Linked DNA regions of Homo sapiens: region 2 is linked to region 1. The links are chromatin loops, found by intact Hi-C in ENCODE. Cell type or tissue: MCF 10A. All regions are shown on one strand. Links, peaks and the distances in the headings refer to the core of each region. The heading gives the core; the rest is flanking DNA.

The links. Hi-C counts contacts between places; a loop is a spot of excess contacts. Peaks named below come from ENCODE experiments on the same cell type or tissue, not always from the same donor. Only the 100,000 strongest peaks of a DNase experiment are listed, where the experiment ranks them.
Region 2: a loop joins it to region 1, with 18 times the contacts of the local background. A loop is called at or near these places in 2 of 110 quality-filtered maps.

The regions. Positions count from the first base shown.
Region 1 is chr2:81,895,342-81,905,120 of GRCh38, forward strand. No RefSeq gene overlaps it. Among named protein-coding and RNA genes, the nearest start is that of LINC01815, 430 kb to the left of the region's middle. In MCF 10A, for the core only: a CTCF peak has its summit at 5,847; no DNase peak of the experiment used is centred there.
Region 2 is chr2:83,812,092-83,821,870 of GRCh38, forward strand. No RefSeq gene overlaps it. Among named protein-coding and RNA genes, the nearest start is that of LINC01809, 290 kb to the left of the region's middle. In MCF 10A, for the core only: a CTCF peak has its summit at 5,634 (motif pointing left); no DNase peak of the experiment used is centred there.

The sequences.
Region 1 (9,779 bases), core at 4,790-7,289:
TCCTACTTCTATTTCATCCGTCTCCCCTCTCTCCTTTCTGCAAGGAAATAAAATGTATTCCAAGAGATATAATTAAAACTTTCAACATTGTTCTGGTCTCATGGTCATTCTTTTAAAATCAGAAGTAACCTTCATTTTGAAATTCCTATGCATCTTTCCCTTCAGAAGTTATAAATTTACTAAATGTCTATATAAACAATCTTAAGATTGAATATTGTCTTGAAACATTTTATAGTTTACTTATGTTAGTATCATTGTGTATATATTTTCCTGCAACTGGTGTCTTCATTAGCATGAAATTTTTAGAGATTTATATATGACACATGTAAATGTATATTATTCTCCTTACCTGCTTTCAATTATACTATACTACTGTAATACCGTTTATTCAGGCCAATAATTGCCTTTTATGTTTTTCATTTTTCAGTAATCCTAAGGGTTCAGAACAACATGTGAAAGAGGGCCTGCTTTCTCTTTCACTTGCAGCAGGGTTTCCCAGGACTGTGAATTTTGATTGATAGGTCTCAGAGAATGCACCTCTTTATTAACACAAAATTGTTCTCTAAAATGATTGTTTCCATTTGCGTTCCCACCTGCGGCAAGCCAGGTTCCCCTTAGCAACCAGAAGAATCAGTTTCCACTAACCCTTAACTATAATTGTGATGAAGGCATAAGTTAAACATTAAAGAACAGGAGAAACTGCTGCCTGAGTATGAGGTGTGGAATGTGAAAACAAACCCAATGGAACCTTGCCTGGGTTTTCTCAGACCCTCAAGTCTGATAGAATAATGAAAGCATGCTTACACATACACCTTGTACCAGAGCGACTTACGATTAAAAAATTTTCCAGGACTATAGAGAAAGCTTTCCAGACCCCAGATCCTAGTTAAAAATTAGATATAGATTGAATGAAACATTCCCGTTTGTAGGTACACTCCCACACGTAGGCATCGGGCTTAGAATATGTTTAAAAACAAACTTGTAACTTTGAGTTCACCTGGTGAGTTACTCTGACCTTCTCCCTGTAATTGGTTGTAGAAATAAACTCCCTTCTTTCTCAGTCTGTCTGCATCTTATTATTGGACCAAGAGAACAAGCCTCTGGTTGTTGTTCTGTCCAGGAATATGCCCACTTCTTACTTATTCTATGAGACCATTTTGCCTAATCAGAAAAATATGTTCTCAGTTTAATTTCTGTCATGCTATGTTATACATTTAAAGCTGGTCTTCAAAAGTGACTTCACTTGATGACAATCTACTAAAGTTACAAATTTCCTCTAGTCACCTAATCATTTCCTGTATGATTCAATAAATATACACTTTTTTGCCCCGATGTACAAATGTCAGATAGAGGAAAAAACATTAACATTTACACACCACTGCTACTTCTAAAACAAACAAACAAACAAAAAAACTCCAGCACCATATTCTAATGCCGCCTCCCTCTCCTTTTGAGATATCACCTGGCTAAACTACTCTACTCCCCTTCTTATATCATCTGACTAACTAGGTCATTTTCTTTTATTTTGCAAGATATTTTACTAAGGTGGTTCAGTTTTCTTCTACAGGCTTTCTCTGCCAGCTCCTTTGGAAGTAATAGCAATGTCCATACAAATGGCTTGATTACCTTCATGACCTTCCCCACAGTACCTGAAGAATCCTCATATATCCCTACATCCTGGTATTTATCCTGTCACCCCAAACACATTTACCTTTGAATTCTTTCACGGTATATAGAGTTAACCCAGAATGATAACTTTTCATCTATGCAATACCAGAAACATCTTATCTAAATGCAAATGGAGAAAAATAGACAACCATAGCACACATCATTTTTAGCTTTTAAGTATTAGTTTCAAGTGAGTTCTTATTGCTGCCGAGAAAACCTGCTCATTCTCCCTAGCCATTTTTTCCTATATCAGAAACAATAATTTCTATTCTTAAACTTTCAAATCTACTTCCCAACTCTTGACCCTTCAAAAATATGTATGTTTCTCACATCACTGAAAAAGCAACAAACCAAATACAACTTTCAGGCTCTTCCAAAGCTACATCTACCATTCATGCTATACTTGGCCATTATGGTAGTCAAATTATCCCATTTCTCTTTTAGGCAAACCTCCGTACTTTCACACTGAATCCTATCCACTTGAAGAATACACCTTCTGCAATCAACCCATTTCATATCCATATCATCAAGATTTCCATCTCAGCTGGATTATCATCCTTATGCCAACATGTTGTAATATCTCCTATCCTAAACACTCAGTCTTGTGTTTTATGTGACGATAGAAGATGTAGCCAGGATTTAAAAGGAACCCTAAATTCTGAAGTTTCTATTTTTTAAATTATTTGTCTATAGATTCCAGAAAATGACCAATGAGAGCTCTTTCATCAAAGAAAATATCGAATAAGAATAATTGTTTAATTTTATATTTCAAGAATTTCAGTTTGTATTCAAATGGATGTGCTGGGTTTTTAAAATTTGTATGCTAATCACCTTCAGCTTGGTAGGGGAAAGAAGAGTAATCTTTGTACAATATTTTATATTCTTCTTCCTATCAAAGGCCTACTCTCCAGAGGAATAATTTTACCAGAGCCGTGTCACTGAGCCAGGGAAGAAAGGCATTCCTCCCATTCAGCCCCACCCAGACTTCCTGTCTCACCTAGGAGATGGGAGAGTGGAAAAGCTGTATAAAAAGAAATACTGATGAGAGTAAAGGCCAGAGACACAGGCCAACACAGAAACAGATTTCACTGGAAAAGTTTAGAAAGTTCTCACTCCCCTTTATCTTATACCACATTAACAGGGGTCCATTGTGATAATAGTTGATTATAGCTGAAAGAACTACAATAAACCTACTTTTATTTTTTAAGGGAGGAGAATTTATAGGAGCTCAAAGTTAAGAGGAAAGACCAAAACAAATACACAAGAGGAATCTGAATTCGGTTAACTATAGCAACAGAAAGCATTAATCAAAGCAAATTTAGATCAACTTAAATCCTCATAAGAGAAATCTATTTTAGTTCCTATGGCCTGAAAACACATATTAGTTATTTAAAAAAATACAAGAAGGCAAGAAAAAAAAGAATCCACCATTTGAAGAGACAAAGAAAACATCAGAACCAGATTAGACATAACACAGATGTTAAAATAATCAGACAGGGAATTGACAATGACTGATTAATATTTTAAGGGCTGTAATGGAAAAAAGCAGATAACACAAGGACAATGGATAATAAAATTAAAAATAAAATATCCAGGAAAGAGTCAAAGGAAATGCTAGAAATCAAAGAATAATGTAAGAGAAAGGAAGACTGCCTTAAATAGACTTATCAGTAGACACAAGTCCAAAGCATCATTGAGTCTGAAAATAGTTCAACAGAAATTCTCCAGATTAAAATGCAATGGTAAAAAGGTTAAATAGAAAAACCCAGAACATCCAAAAACAGTGGGACAATTTCAAAAGTAACACATGCTGTCCAGGCACAGTTGCTCACACCTGTAATCCTAGCACTTTGGGAGGCCGAGGCAGGTGGATCACTTGAAGCCAGGAGTTTGAGACCAGCCTGGCCAAAATGGCTAAACCCCATCTCTACTAAAAATACAAAGATTAGTTGGGCATGGCGGCAGGCACCTGTAATCCCAGCTACTCAGGAGGCCGAGGCAAGAGAATCGCTTGAACCCAGGAGGCAGAGGTCACAGTGAGCCAAGATTATGCCACTGCACTCCAGCCTGCGTGACAAAATGAGAATCCATCTCAAAAAAAAAGTATATATATATATATATATACCAGTAACACATACATAATTGGAATATCAGAAGGAGAAAGAAGAGAGTAGATGAAATATTTGAGGTAAAAAAAAAACTTTCTACATCAAGTCACATATCCAGGAATGTCAAAGGACAACAAGCAGAAGAAATGCCAAACTAAACCGTTAAATATTATATTTAAACTCCAGTAAACCAAAGACAAAAAAGGATCATGAAATAAGACTGAAGGAAGAGCACTTTAGCTAGAGAGGAACAAGGATAATTATTGCTACAGCAAACTTCTCATCAGAATTCATGCAAGAAAAGGCAAGTGGAGTAAAATATTTGGAATTCTGAACAAAAAAAGAAAAAGAGTAGTATTTTATATCCAGCAAAATTATCCTTCCAAAGTCAAGAGAGAGGACAAAAACTTTCTTTTGATAACCAAAAATGGTGTCTCTTATGGAAGAAAAATATAGATCAGAAACGAATAAATGATAATACATGATAAAAAATATTTTATTTTTCTTATTTGTAAAAGGGTTTAAAAGACAACTCACCTAAAAGACACTTAAAATATAAATGTAAATGATGATTATAACATATAGATAAGTTAGAAGAACAACAATACTGCTAGAATAAATGACAGAGAGGAATTAAGAATTGTTATAAGATACCAGCATTGCAAATGTAATGGAATAGTGTTATTTGAAAATGGAGTTAGATCAGTTAGAATGTAAACTGAGGAAATCACTAATTTTTTAAAGAGTGTAATTGATAAACAAGAAATAAAATATAATCATCTAAAATTTTCAATTAAGACAAGAGAAAGCAAAAAAAAAGAGACCTTTGGCAACAAGTAGCAGCTACATAATGATTGATGCAAATACACCAACAATAACTGTAAATGTGAGTGTTCTATATACACAAATTAAGAAGATTGTCAGAGTATATAAAAATAAACACAACCATGTGGGAGGCTGAGGCAGGCAGATAACTTGAGGTCAGGCATTCGAGACCAGCCTGGCCAACATGGTGAAACCCCGTCTCTACTAAAAATACAAAAATTAGCCGGGCATGGTGGCAGGAACCTGTAATTGCACGTAATCTTGAGGCTGAGGCAGGAGAACCACTTGAACTCGGAAGGCAGAAGTTGCAGTGAGCCGAGATCATGCCATTGCACTCCAGCCTGGGTGACAGAGTGAGATTCCACGTCAAAATAAAATAAATAAACAAGACCTAACTATATGTTGCCCATAAGAAACACACACTGAATATAAACACCCTGATAGATTAAAAGTAACGAGGTGGAGAAAGCCATACTGTGCTAGTATTAGCCAACTAAGTTGGAGTAGCTGTATTGATTTCAAGCAAAGTAGGTTTCAGAACAGAAAAATTATGAGGATAGCAGAAAAATTATGAGGATAGCAGAAAAAATTATGAGGATAGCAGAAAAAATTATGAGGATAGCAGAAAAAATTATGAGGATATATTATTATTATATAATAATAAAGAGACCAATTTTCCAAGAATACATAGCACTTTTAAATGGGCAAGGACCTAACATGGCATCAAAATATGTGAAGCAAAACTAATAGAATTCCACCAAACACAAAGTATTATATCACCAGTTTTATACAATATATTTCAGGAAATAGAAGAAAGAACTCTTTCCCACTCTCTCTATAAGGACAGCATCTCCCTAATACCAAAACCAGATAAAGATATTAAAAAGAAAGAAAAACTACAAACCAGTAACTATCAAACTTTGACACTGCACCCTGCACATATTGTCATATCAAACCCAACAATGTAGAAAAAGAATTATACACTACAACCACATGGAACTTATTCTAGTATGTAAGGCTAGTTCAACATTACAAAAAAAAAAAATCAATGTAGTCTACTACATTAACACACTAATGAAGAAAACCTAACGATCCTATCAATTGACACTGAAAAAAAAAACCCACTAAATCCAGCAGACTTTCATTGTAAAAACTCTTTGCAAGACGGGAAGAGAGAAACTTTTTCCATTTGTTAGAGAATATATACATAAACCTATAGCTAACGTCATATATAATGGTGAAAAGTTGGGTGCAATTCCCCTAGGATTAGAAAGGTGGCAACAATGTCTTCTTTTACCCTTTCTAGTCAATATCATACTGGAAATTCTAGCTAGTACAAGACAAGAAAAACAAGTAAAATCCTACAAATTTTAAAATAAAGGATCATATGCTCTTGTTCATAGATTACATAATTATCTAGCTAGAAAATTCCAAAGAATTAACAACAAATTTCTGAACCTAAAAAGTGAATATTAAAAAGTCACAGGATATAAGGTTAATGTACAAAACTCAATTGTTTCCTATATACCAGCAATTAACAATTGAAATTTGAAATTCTAAAATGAATACTATTTACAAAAATTGATGAAACAGTTCAAAACAGATCCAAATAAAACAGATAATTGATGTTCACAAATTTGAAGACTCAGTATTTCTAAACTGACAATTATTCCCAACTTAATCTAGAGATTCAATGAAACCCCACTCAAAATCCTAGCAGGCTATTTATTGATATTGAAAAACTGATTCTAAAATTTTTTATAGAAAGGCAAACACAATACCAAAGTGGAAGAAAGTTAAATGGCTCACAATACCTCATTTTAATACTTATTATAAAGGCACAGTAGTTGAGACAGTATAGTATTGGTGAAAAAAATTAATGCATAGATAACAATAGAGGACTTAGAAACTGACTTATACGAACATAGTCAACTGATCTTTGATAGAGAAAGACACATCAAATGAGGAAGAATAATCTTGTCAACTGGTGCTGGAGAAATTGGACCTCTCCAGACAAAAACATGAACTTAGAAACAGACCTTACATATTACACAAAAATTAGCTCAAAAATAGAATACAGAGAATACATAATACAAAACTGTAAGATTTTTGAACATGGGAGAAAATCTATATGACCTTGGATTTGGTGATGGGCTTTTAAAATAAAACACCACTAGCATAATCCATGAAAGAAAGAATTGGTAAATTGCTTATTAAAATTAGAAACTTCTACTCTGTGAAAGACAATAAAATAAAAACACCCAGAGAAAACATTTGCAAAACATGTCTGCTAAAGAAGATGTACAGATGGAAAATAATCATATGAAAAAAATGCTCAGTATCATTTTTCATAAGGAAACTGCAAATTTAAGCAACAATGAGATAGTGCTACACACCTATAAGGACAGCTAAAATCCAAAACACTGACAATGCAAAATGCTGGTATGGATCGGGAGCCATAGGAACTCTCATTTATTGCTGGTGGAAAAGCAAAATGGTACGGCCACTTTGAAAAGCTGTTTGACAGTTGCTTGCAAAGCTAACAGTAGTCTTATTATATGATTCCCCTAGCATACTCCTAGGTATTTACTCAATTGAATGAGAGGGTTGTGTCCATATAACAACCTGCAGATAACTGATTATAGCAATTTCTTTTACAATGGCCTAAAATTGAAGCAACCAAGATGCCCTACAATAGGTGAATAAACAAGCTGTGGGGCATCCATGCTATAAAATATTTTTGGCAATAAAATTAGATGAGCTATCATGCCACAAAGTCATGGCTGAACCTAAATGAATATCATATGTGAAAGAAGCCAGTATGAAAAGCCTACATACTATAGGGCTCAAGTTATATGAAATTTCTTAAAAGGAAACATTATAGTGGGGAAACTCACTAGTGGTTAATTGAAGAGTTTGGCAGGAGTTGGAGGGTGAAGGTTGAATAAGTGTAGCACATGAGATTTTTTGCAGGGTGACGAAGTTATCCTGTATGATACTAAAATGGTGGATTCAAGACATTAAACATTTATCAAAACCCACAGAAATTGACAACAGACAGTAAATCTTAATGCACTCAGATTGCAAAATGTACATACTTTATGGATCAGATGATCCTGAAGGAAATGCAGAACACAACCAAATAAGCTAAATATATTACAAATGTATGCAACAACTTCACTGAAGGGGAAAATATAGTAAGGTGCTGACCTAAGTAACTTCGGGAGTGAGTGGAGTCTGCAGGACAAAAGGCAAATGGAATTGTACAAAGCACTGCACTTTAGTTAATAAAGTTTTTTTTTCTTCTCCCATGGAGGTAACATGCTAAAACTACTATATATGTATACTGGAACTGAGCAATTAAGTAAATGAATGGCAACTGGTAGAAGCCAGTGATCACACTCCAGGGAGTGGGAGGTTACAGATAAGCAAGGAAGCAGGCTAGAATGATCCATGTAGTAATGGATTAAAGTAGAAGGCATAAGTATGAACTCATTTTAGCTTAATATACATGCCAATAATTACATATGGACATATAGATAAATATGTGTAAGTACAAGGGTTCATATACACACATAACTTTCCCTGCTCTGTCAGCTCAGAGACAGTGACACATCAGTAGCAATGAGCACAGCTAGTGCATAAATTTGGTCTCTAATATGACCCTTAAATAGAACAAACCTGCATGGCTCCTTGGAGAAATAACTTATTCTAGGACTTGGAAAAGAACCATACGAGATGAGCCTGGAGTATCACACAGTGCCAGAAAATAACGAAGTGTTAAAACGAAACCAAACAAAACACAACGAGAGTATGCCAGTGGACTCAGCAGATAACTAAAAGAGGTCCAGTGGCCAAAGCTGGAATAATTTGGGCAAAAACTGTAAAGTGGTTTTGGATCTTAACCCAAAATATAAAATAAAGATCCAAAAGTTTATGATGACTTGTGATATTGTTCTAATTTGGTCTGGAGGTGCCTCTCTTGAGAGTGGCCATGAGCCATAATAGTCACTTTTTAAGGGAGCTTTCCTAGGGATGAGAGGAACTTAGGATGGGTGTGCCTGTTAGGTGAAACACGGAGGAGGCAGCACAACAAAACATGAAATAGCCAAAGTACTTATTACTCACTGATCCATAAATGCAGAGGGTTGCCCCTGAGAGAAGGCCGGAGACAACAGGGTACTCAAACGGTCCGTAGAGAGCAAGAGAGAGCGCGAGTAAGCACCTGGGGGACTGTGCCTTTATTAAGGTCCATGGGGCCATGGGTATCCCTTAGGGTGTGGATTGGCTAGTTAAAAAAAAAAAAAAATGTGAAAAGGGGAAACTTAATTACATGCCTGGTGTTGACCATTAAGTTTCATCATGATCAGCAGCTGTGGGATGTGTTGAGCCTGGGGTCAAAAAAATGAGGCACAAGTGAGTTATATCTCCCCAAACAACTACATGGCGAGGGGAAGTTTTAACTAGGCTAAAGGTTACAGGGTACGACTAGGTTTCAGACAACTCATGTCAAGCCTAAAAATGGATGCCATGGCAGCAACTGTATTAAACAATTTTATGACATTGACATAAGTAAATGCTTGAATAAATAATAGATGGAAGGAGAATAGATAAATCTGCCTCAGAAAACTCCAAGTAATTTTTGTAGATATGTCACCATCAAAGAGGTAGGACATAAATTCCCACTCCTTAATTGTAAATTTATATAATGATTTTTATTGAAAGGATATAGTATAGAGGAAAGTGGGAATAAGAGTAAATGTATGGCATAGAAACTTGAAAGCTACTGTCTTAAGCCAGGTGATCAAGATTAACATCAACAGAATCATCGCAGATAGTAAGTTTTGCTGATAGAATATAAGAATGGTACTTTACTACTAGGATCTTCTTCCCAAAAACTATTGCCAGAGTTTAACCATGAGAAAGGCATTAGATAAATCTCAACTGAGTATTATTCTACAGAATACCAGTACTCCTCAAAACTATCAAGGTCATCAAAAGCAAGAAGAGTCTGAGAAACCATCACCATCTAGAGTGGCCTAACCTTGTATCCTGAAAAAGAAAAAGGAACATTAGGGAGAAATTAAGGAAATCTGAATAAAGTACAAATTTGAGTTAATAATAAGATATCAATAATCTTTCATTAATTGGGACAAACATACCATACTAAGATGCTAA
Region 2 (9,779 bases), core at 4,398-6,897, 1.9 Mb after region 1:
TTTCACTCACAAGAAAGTAGTATGATTTGATTTTTCAATTCTAAACTCCTATGGGTTTTTCTATTAGCAGGGAAACTCTATTTTATGCCATTGCCCTCAGTAATTTCTCACTAAAATACAGACCACAAATATTTCAAACAAGTTGCAATTGATGGATCACACTCTAGCAGTTTCCTTAAAACTTGACCTAGTATATGACTTTTTTTTGCTATTATTAAAATTTAGTATAACAGTTTGAAAATTTCTCAATGAAAATTAGGTAATGGTTTAATAATTACTATTGAGGGTTTCTTCTCCAAGTGATCTTGAGTTGCAAGAAATCATTCAGTTATTTTGACAGTTTGAATCTGCTTCTAAAATGACCAGGATAACATGAAAGTGGCTAATACTTTTTTATATTTTAGTGGCAAAATCAGCATAGCCTACAGCTGTCATATAAGTTTTCTGGCTTACAGATGTCAAAAACACATAAATAAACTTGAGACAATGAGACGTTGACCTAAGATCTTGATTCTAGTCCTGGCTCCGCTGTTAACCAGCTGTGAAACCTTTAGCAATTTATTCAGCCTCTCTGGGTTTCTCCTGTAAAAGATAGTTGTCAAATTAGATAAAAGTCCTTTAAGGAGAACAACCACTATCTTTGATTCTACCTGTGAGTACTGATAACTTGAAGGGTTTCTAGGTTCTTCCCACCCTGACATTTTTTAAGGGTTTATATAAATCATTCCAACCAAATCAACTTGGATTCATGCAGTAGTTAGGACTGAGTTGTATTAATTATACCTTATGGCTATTCAATTTTAATTATTTCTGGGAACCCACTCTATAGACCTCTGACCTACAAGTCATCATTATTAGAGCCAATACAAATGTAAATTATGGAACACTGTGATAACTGTGTGTATATCATTGAGACAGGCCAAAATGGGTTGAATAAGGGACCTCAAATGCAAGAAAATTCAACAAAAGATGTTTCCTATATATACATACAGGTCTGACTAGACTTACAGGATCTAAAAATATGCAGACTTTTCTATGAAGATGGCTCCCAGAGTAGTATTCTTTAGATACTTGAGGTGCTAAACCTGGACCCCTGATGACAAGATACTTGTTTCTCTCCCATTCTACCTCCATCTCTCTGGAACTCCTCACCAATCCTTGAACTGATTCTCCATATTAGAAGTCCACAAACGTGAGGTTCTTAAATTCTTGGTAGATGTGAATGTTTCTCTAAAATCTGAGAAATATTGGTGTCATCATGAGATTAAATAAGATGAGAAAGGCAGAATATCCTTGAAGAAGAAATGGTAATTCCATGAGATGATGAAGATAGTAAGAACTGTGGACCTCCTTCCTCCTGCCATCCCTTCTCACAGGTAAATGATTACCCTTTAATTGTGATTGAGTGCCACATAAATTAGCATATTATTGAGTGTAAATTACAAAATAAAAAGTTTAGAAAGAACTAAATGCCATCAATTGGAAAATAGCTTAAAGAAATAGTGCAGCCATTCAATGAAATGTTATGCTGATGTCAGAAACAATTAAGAATAAAAGTATTGATAAAGAAATATGTTCAATATTTATTGTTAAATAAAAAGAAAAAAGGAGGTTGCCGAACAACGTATATAAAACACTCCAATTTGTCTTATCAAGGAAGAGAAGCAGAATATTTCTGGAAAGAAAGATGATGTTTTTAAGTCTTATCTGGGGAGAGGGACATTGAGAGCACAAGGGTATGGCAAAGGAGACTATTAGTTTTTATCTAGTTCATTTCTGTGCAGTTGAAGTTTACCATAAGCACAAATTACTTTCCTAATTAAAGCTATTTAAAACTAAGCATGGATCATTTGTTATGTTCAGGAAATGCTAAAATGATTTTTATGATCCCAGTAACATTATGTTGAAACATTTCAGAAATAAGCATAAACAGTACAATATTAAACACATGAGGGTTCTCCTCCAACTTAAAGAAATCAATTATTTTCTCTTGATTTAAAGAAGAATCTTTACTAATATAGGTAAAGACTCCTGAGTATCCCTCCCTTACTGCATTATCACATCCACCTCCCAGATGTAACCAATAATCTGAATTTAATGTTCATCATTTTATATTATTATTCTATACACAGGTGTCTGACATGACATATAGTATCACTTTACTTATTTTAAGACTTTACATAAAAGGCATGATATAGTTCATATATTCTTTAATTTGCATTGTGAATGTAGTGAAGTTCTGATATGCCTCTTAGCTCCCCCTTCAAGACTGAAGGACTTTCTGCCCAGCTTCTGGGAGTACTGGGACTAATGTCATTCAACTGTCATTCCCCTCTGGAAATTGCCCTTTGCTAAAAAGAGCTCCATTCTGTGAGGTCATACTCTTTCCCAGGGCAGCCTGCTCAATGGGTGTCTTGACCCTCCTCAACCTAATCTAGTAAGCTTTGAAAGGCCATGCCAGCTTCAGAACTATCTATGGAAAATCAGATGAGAGGTGTTTTTGAGAACAAATAACGCACAACCTGAGTCTAACTATGAGAAAATGTCATAACCCCAACATAATGGGATAAGTGGGATCCAAAACTTCAATAATGTAAAATAAAGGTTACATTATTTAAAAATGAAGTAAAAGCAGTATTCTTCAGTCTGTGATGTCCTAAGTATGAAATTTAAAATAATAAAACTCTAAAAAAGTGATCATAAACTTCACTGAGAAAAATCACAAATGGTTCATCATTATTTTAGAGATTGCATAATTCTATTTGTATTTCCCCATGGCCCAAGGGTTGTTCCCAAATTGATGAACAGTCTGCAAACTAATTGACTTGTATTCTTCAGAAATATTAATGTCATAAAAGACAAAGAAAATCGAATGAAGTAGTCCAGATTAAAGGAAACTAAAGGGACATGACAACCAAATGCACACCTAATAAGACATTTCTCTAGCACTATAAGTAAATTATCGGGATAATTTATAACTGGTAGGTTTTTCATGGTGCTTACTATAAAGCAAGCACTGTTCTAAGTGCTTTATATTATTAACACATTTAACCCTCACAGGAGCCTTATGAATTAGGTATGATTATTATCCTAATTTTGCAGATGAGGAAACTGAGGCATGGGGGAGCTATGTAATCTGCTTAGATAACACAAAGCTGGCAATGAGGAAATTGCTTCTGGCATCACTTTTCTTAAGAACAGCTTTTACTGCTTATGTTAATGAAATTATTACTTCTTACTCTTGGGTTTGGCAAATTAAAAAAAAATTACCACCAAATGCTGGTGAAATTGCAGTAAAATGGGAAGTCTCATTGTTTACTGGTCAAATTAATATTTATATGACACCAATTCAGAAAGCAATTTAGCAATATGTAGTAAATTTTGGAATACAAATAACCTAAAACAACAATTAAAACGCATAGCATAAACAAAAGAAGAGCTGCATAAAAAAATGTTAACAGTGTCTGGGCATGGTGGCTCATGCCTGTAATCCCAGAGCTTTGGGAGGCAGAGGCGGGTGGATCACCTGAGGTCAGGAGTTCGAGACCAGCCTGGCCCACATGATGAAACCCCGTCTCTACTAAAAATACAAAAATTAGCAGGGCGTGGTGGCAGGTGCCTGTAATCCCAGCTACTCAGGAGGCTAAGGCAGGAGAATCACTTGAACCTGGGAGGCGGAGGTTGCAGTGAGCTGAGATCGTGTGATTGCACTCCGGCCTGGGCGACAAGAGCAAAACTCCATCTCCCCACGCCAAAAAAAAAAAAGTTAACATATTTGTCAGAAGCACCCTAAAGCACCACTAGCAGAGGAATAAATAAGTTGTTAGCTAATCATATAATAATGTATAGTAAAACCCCAACATAATGGGATAAGTGGGATCCAAAACTTCAATCCTGTAAAATAAAGGTTACATTATTTAAAAATGAAGTAAAAGCAGTATTCTTCAGTCTGTGATGTCCTTCTAAGTATGAAATTTAAAATAATAAAACTCTAAAAAAGTGATCATAAACTTCACTGAGAAAAATCACAAATGGTTCACCATTATTTTAGAGATTGCATAATTCTATTCGTATTTCCCCATGGCCCAAGAGTTGTTTGATAGGGCTTTTGTAAATTTCCAGGTGGAAGAGTCTTTTTAATTATTAAGTTTTATATTAATTTCTAGTTTTATTACATTGTAGGTTAAAATATTGTTTATAATATTTCTACTTTTAATTTTTAATTTGTGTGGGTGCATAGAAGATGTATATATTTTGGGGTATATAAAATGTTTTGATACAGGCATGTAATGTGTAATAATCACATCATGAATCCTGGGGTATCCATCCTCGAAAGCATTTATCCTTTGTGTTGCAAACAATCCAATTATACTAATTTAGTTATTTTTAAATGTACAATTAAATTATAATTGACTACAGTCACCCTGTTGTGCTATCAAATAGCAGGTCTTATTTATTCTTTCTAATTATTTTTTTTTAATGCATTAACCATCCCTACCTCCTCTCACACCAACCCATCCCCACCCCTCACTACCCTTCCCAGCCTATGTTTAGCATCCTTTTACTCTTTATGTCCATAAGTTCAATTGTTTTGTTTTTTTGGATCCCACAAATAAATGAGAACATGCAATGTTTGTCTTTCTTTGCCTGCCTTATTTCACTTAACAAAATGATCTCCAGTTCTATCCATGTTGTCGCAAATGACAGAATCTCATTCTTTTTATGTCTGAATAGTACTCCATTGTGTGTATGTATCATATTTTCTTTAATATTTCTACTTTATTGAACCTACCAATAATTTCTTTTGGATCTAATATATGATAAATTTTTGTGCATGTCCTAGGCATGCTTGAAAAAGTTGCATTCTCTATTATCTGTGTATAAAATTTGATACATAAGTTTGTATATGATGACAAATGCCTTATTCATTACGTTTTTCTCCTATATTTTCTTTCTTTTTTTTTTTTTTTTTTTTACTTTTATTCTAAGTTCTGAGGTACATGTGCAGGTTTCTTATACTGGTAAACTTGTGTCATGGAGGTTTGTCATACACATTATTTCGTCACCTAGGTATTAAGCCCAGTATCCATTAGTAAGTTTTTCTGATCCTCTCCCTTTTCCCACTCTTCAACCTCTGGAAAACCCCAGTGTCTGCTGTTCCACTCTGTGTGTCCATGCGTTCTCATCATTTAGCTCCCACTTATAAGTAAGAACATGCAGTATTTGGTTTTCTGTTCCTGCATTGGTTTACTAAGGATAATGGCCTGCAGCTCCACCAATATTCCTACAAAGAATATAATTTTGTTCTTTCTTATGGCTGCATAGTATTCCATGGTGTGTGTGTGTGTGTGTGTATATATATATATATATATATATACCACATTTCCTTTATACAGTCTACCATTGATGGACATTTAGGTTGATTCCATGTCTTTACTATCATGAATAGTGCTGCAGTGAACATATGTGTGCATGTGTCTTTATGATAGAAAGATTTATATTCCTTTGAATATATACCCAGTAATAGGATTGCTGGGTCAAATGGTAGTTCCGTTTTTAGGTCTTTGAGGAACTGTCAAACTGTTTTCCACAGTGGTTGAACTAATTTATACTGCCACCTACTGTATATAAGCGTTCCTTTTTCTCCACAACCTGGCCAGTATCTGTATTTTTGCTTTGTTTTGTTTTGTTTTTGACTTTTTAATAATAGCCATTCTGACTGGTGTGAGATAGTATCTCATTGTGGTTTTGATTTGCATTTCTCTAGTGATTAGAGATATTGAGCTTTTTTTATATGCTTGTTGGCTGCACGTATGTCTTCTTGTGAACATCCCACTTGTAAGTGGGGTTGTTTTCTTCTTGTAAAAAAAACAAATGATTTTCCATTTGTTTGTGTCATCTCTGATTTTGTTTAGCAGTTGTTTTATAGTTCTCTTTGTAGAGATCTTTCATCTCCCTGGTTAGCTGCATTTCTAGGTATTTTATGCTTTTTGTGGCAATTGTGAATGGGATTGAATTCCTGACTTGGCTCTCTGCTTGGCTGTTGTTGACTTTATAGGAATGCTAGTGATTTTTGTATGTTGATTTTGTATCCTGAATCTTTACTAAAGTTGCTTATCAGCTTAAGGAGCTTTTGGGCCAAGACTATGGGCTTTTCTAGATATAGAATTGGGTTGTGTGCAAAGAGAAATAGTTTGACTTTCTTTCTTTCTCCTTGGAGGCCCTTTGTTTGTTTCTCCTGCCTGACTGTCCTGGCCAGGACTTCCAATACTATGTTGAATAGGAGTGGTGAGAGAGGGCATCCTTGTCTTGCACCAGTTTTCAAGGTGGTATGCTTCCAGATTTTGCCCATTCAGTATGATGTTGGTTGTGGGTCTGTCATATATAGCTCTTATTAATTTGAGGTGTGCTCCTTCAATACCTAGTTTCTTGAGAGTTTTTATCATGAATAGATGTCAAATTGTATCAAAAGCCTTTTCTACATATATTAAGATAATCACATGGTTTTTGTCTTTAGTTCTGCTTATGTGATGAATCACATTTATTGATTTGTGTATGTTGGGCAAACTTTGCATCCTGGGGTTAAAGCCTACTTGATCATGATGGATAACCTTTTTGATGTGCTGCTGAATTCTGTTTGCCAATATTTTCTTGAGGATTTTTGCATTGATGTTCATTGAGGATATTGGCCTGAAGTTGTGTCTCTGCCAGGTTTTGGTATCAGGATGATGCTTGCCTCATAGAATGAGTTAAGGATTCGTTTTTCCTTTTCAATTTTTAAAAATAGTTTCAGTAGAAATGGTACCAGGTCTTCTTTGTATATCTTGTAGAATTCGGCTGTGAATCCATCTGGTCCTGGACTTTTTTCAGTTGGTAGGCTATATATTACTGATTCAATTTCAGAGCTCATTATTGTTCTGTTCAGGGATTCAATTTCTTCCCGGCTCAGTCTTTGGAGGTTGTATGTAACAAGGAGTTTATCCATTTCTTCTGGATTTTCTAGTTTATATGCATAGAAATGTTCATACTATTCTCTGATGGTTATTTGTATTTCTGTGGGGTCAGTGGTAATATCCCCTTTATTGTTTTTAATTGTGTTTATTTGGATCTTTTCTTTATTTGTGTAGCTAGCTGTGATGGTTAATACTGAGTGTCAACTTGATTGGACTGAAGGATGCAAAGTATTGATCCTGGGTGTGTCTGTGAGGGTGTTGCCAAAGGAGATTAACATTTGAGTCAGTGGGCTGGGGAAGGCAGACCCACCCTTAATCTGGTGGGCACAATCTAATCGGCTGCCAGCAAACGTAAAGCAGGCAGAAAAACGTGATGAGAGACTGGCCTAGACTCTCAGCCTACATATTTCTCCCGTGCTGGATGCTTTCTGCCCTCGAACATTGGACTTCAAGTTCTTCAGTTTTGAGACTCGGACTGGCTCTCCTTGCTCCTCAAGCTTGCAGACAGCCTATTGTGGGACCTTGTGACCATGTAAGTTAATACTTAATAAACTCTTCTTTATATATAAATGTATAATATATATTAGTTCTGTCCCTCTAGGGAACTCTGACTAATACACCAGCAGTCCATCTATTTTATTATCAATTCTCATAGTTAACAAATTCCTTCAAAAATTTGTTGAAGTAAAACACAACAGATAAAAATGCTTTTATAGTCCCTTCGGATATCAATACTCTTTTTCTCCCTAGAAGTAACCACTATTATAAAAGTGATATGTTTCTTTGCAGTAAATATTGCATAGTGTATTACATTTGTATGTATCTATAAATAATATTTATTGTTATTTTATTAATTTCTTCAAAAAAACAACTCCTGAATTCATGGATCTTTTGAATGATTTTTTTGTGTCTCAATCTCCTTCAGTTCAGCTCTGATTTTGGTTGTTTCATGTCATCTGCTACCTATAGGGTTGGTTTTCTCTTGCTTCTCTAGTTCTTTTAGTTGTGATATTAAATTGAGGTATTTCTAAACTTTTGATGAGGGCATTTAGTGCTATAAATTTCCCTCTTAACACTGCCTTAATGGTGTCCCAAAGATTCTGGTTTCTTTTATCTTGCTTCTCATTAGTTTCAAAGAACTGCTAGATTTTTGCCTTAATTTCTTTTTTTTTTTTTTTTTTTTTTTTTGAGACAGAGTCTCCCTCTTCCGCCCAGGCTGGAGTGCAATGGGGCGACCTCTGCTCACTGCAACTTCTGCCTCCCAGGTTCTAGCGATTCTCCTGCCTCAGCCTCTCGAGTAGCTGGGACTATAGGTGTGTGCCAACACTCCTGGCTAATTTTTGTATTTTTTAGTAGAGATGGGTTTTCGCCATGTTGGCCAGGCTGGTGTCTAACTCCTGACCTCAGGCGATCCACCCACCTTGGCCTCCCCAAGTGCTGGGATTACAGGCATGAGCCACCATGTCTGGGCTTAATTTCATTATTTATCCAAAAGTTATTCAGAAGCATGTTATTCAATGTTCATGTAATTTTATGGTTTAGAGTGAATTTTTTTTTTAGTCTTGAATTCTAATTTGATTGTGCTGTGGTCTGAGAGAGTAGTTGTTATAGTTTCAGCACTTTTCTATTTGCTGAGAAATGTTTTATGTCCAATTATGTGATCGATTTTAGAGTATGTGACATGTGGCAATGTGAAGAATGTATATGCTGTTGTTTTCTGTGGAGAGTTCTGTAGATGTCTATCAGGTCTATTTGATCCAGTGCTGAGTTCCTGTCCTGAATATCCTTGTTATTTTTATGCCTTGATAACCTCTCTAATACTGTCAGTGTGGTGTTGAAGTCTCCCAATATTATTATTTGGGAATCTAAGTCTCTTTGAGAGTCTCTAAGAATTTGCTTTATGAATATGGGTGCTCCTGTGTTGGGTGCATATATATTGAGGATAGTTAGGTCACCTTGTTGAATTGAAACCTTTATCATTATGTAATGCCCTTCTTTTTCTTTTTTGACCTTTGTAGGTTTAAAGTCTGTCTTGTGAGAAATTAGGATTGCCACCCTTGCTTTTTTCTGTTTTCTATTTGCTTGGTAGATCTTTCTCCATTGCTTTATGTTTAGCCTATGGGTGTCATTGCATGTGAGATGCGTCTCCTGAAGACAGTACAATAATGGGTCCTGGTTCTTTATCCAGCTTGCCATTTGTGCCTTTTAATTGGGGCATTTAGCCACTTTATATTCAAAGTTAGTATTGATGTATGTGGCTTTGATCCTGTCATCAAGATGTTAGCTGGTTATCATACAGACTTGTTTGTGTGGTTGCTTTATTGTGTCACTTATCTGTGTACTTAAGTGTGTTTTTGTAGTGACTGGTAATGGTTTTCCCTTTTCATATTTAGAGCTTACTTCAGGAGTTCCTGTAAAGCAGGTCTAGTGGCAATAAATTCCCTCACCATTTCCTTGTCTGAAAAGCATCTTATCTCTCCTTCACTTATAAAGCTAAGTTTGGGCAAATATGAAATTCTGGTATGGAATTTCTTTTTTTTAAAGAATGTTGAGTCTGGGCGTGGTGGCTCATGCCTATAATCCCAGCACTTTGGGAGTCCAAGGCAGGCAGATCAGGAGTTGGAGACTAGCCTGGCCACAACATGTTGAAACCCCATCTCTACTAAAAATACAAAATTTAGCCGGGCATGGTGGCATGTGCCTGTAGTCCCAGCTACTCAGGTGGCTGAGGCAGAAGAATCACTTGAACCCAGGAGTGGAAGTTGCAGTGAGCCAAGATCCACCACTGTACTCCAGCCTGGGTGACAGAGCAAGCCTCTGTCTAAA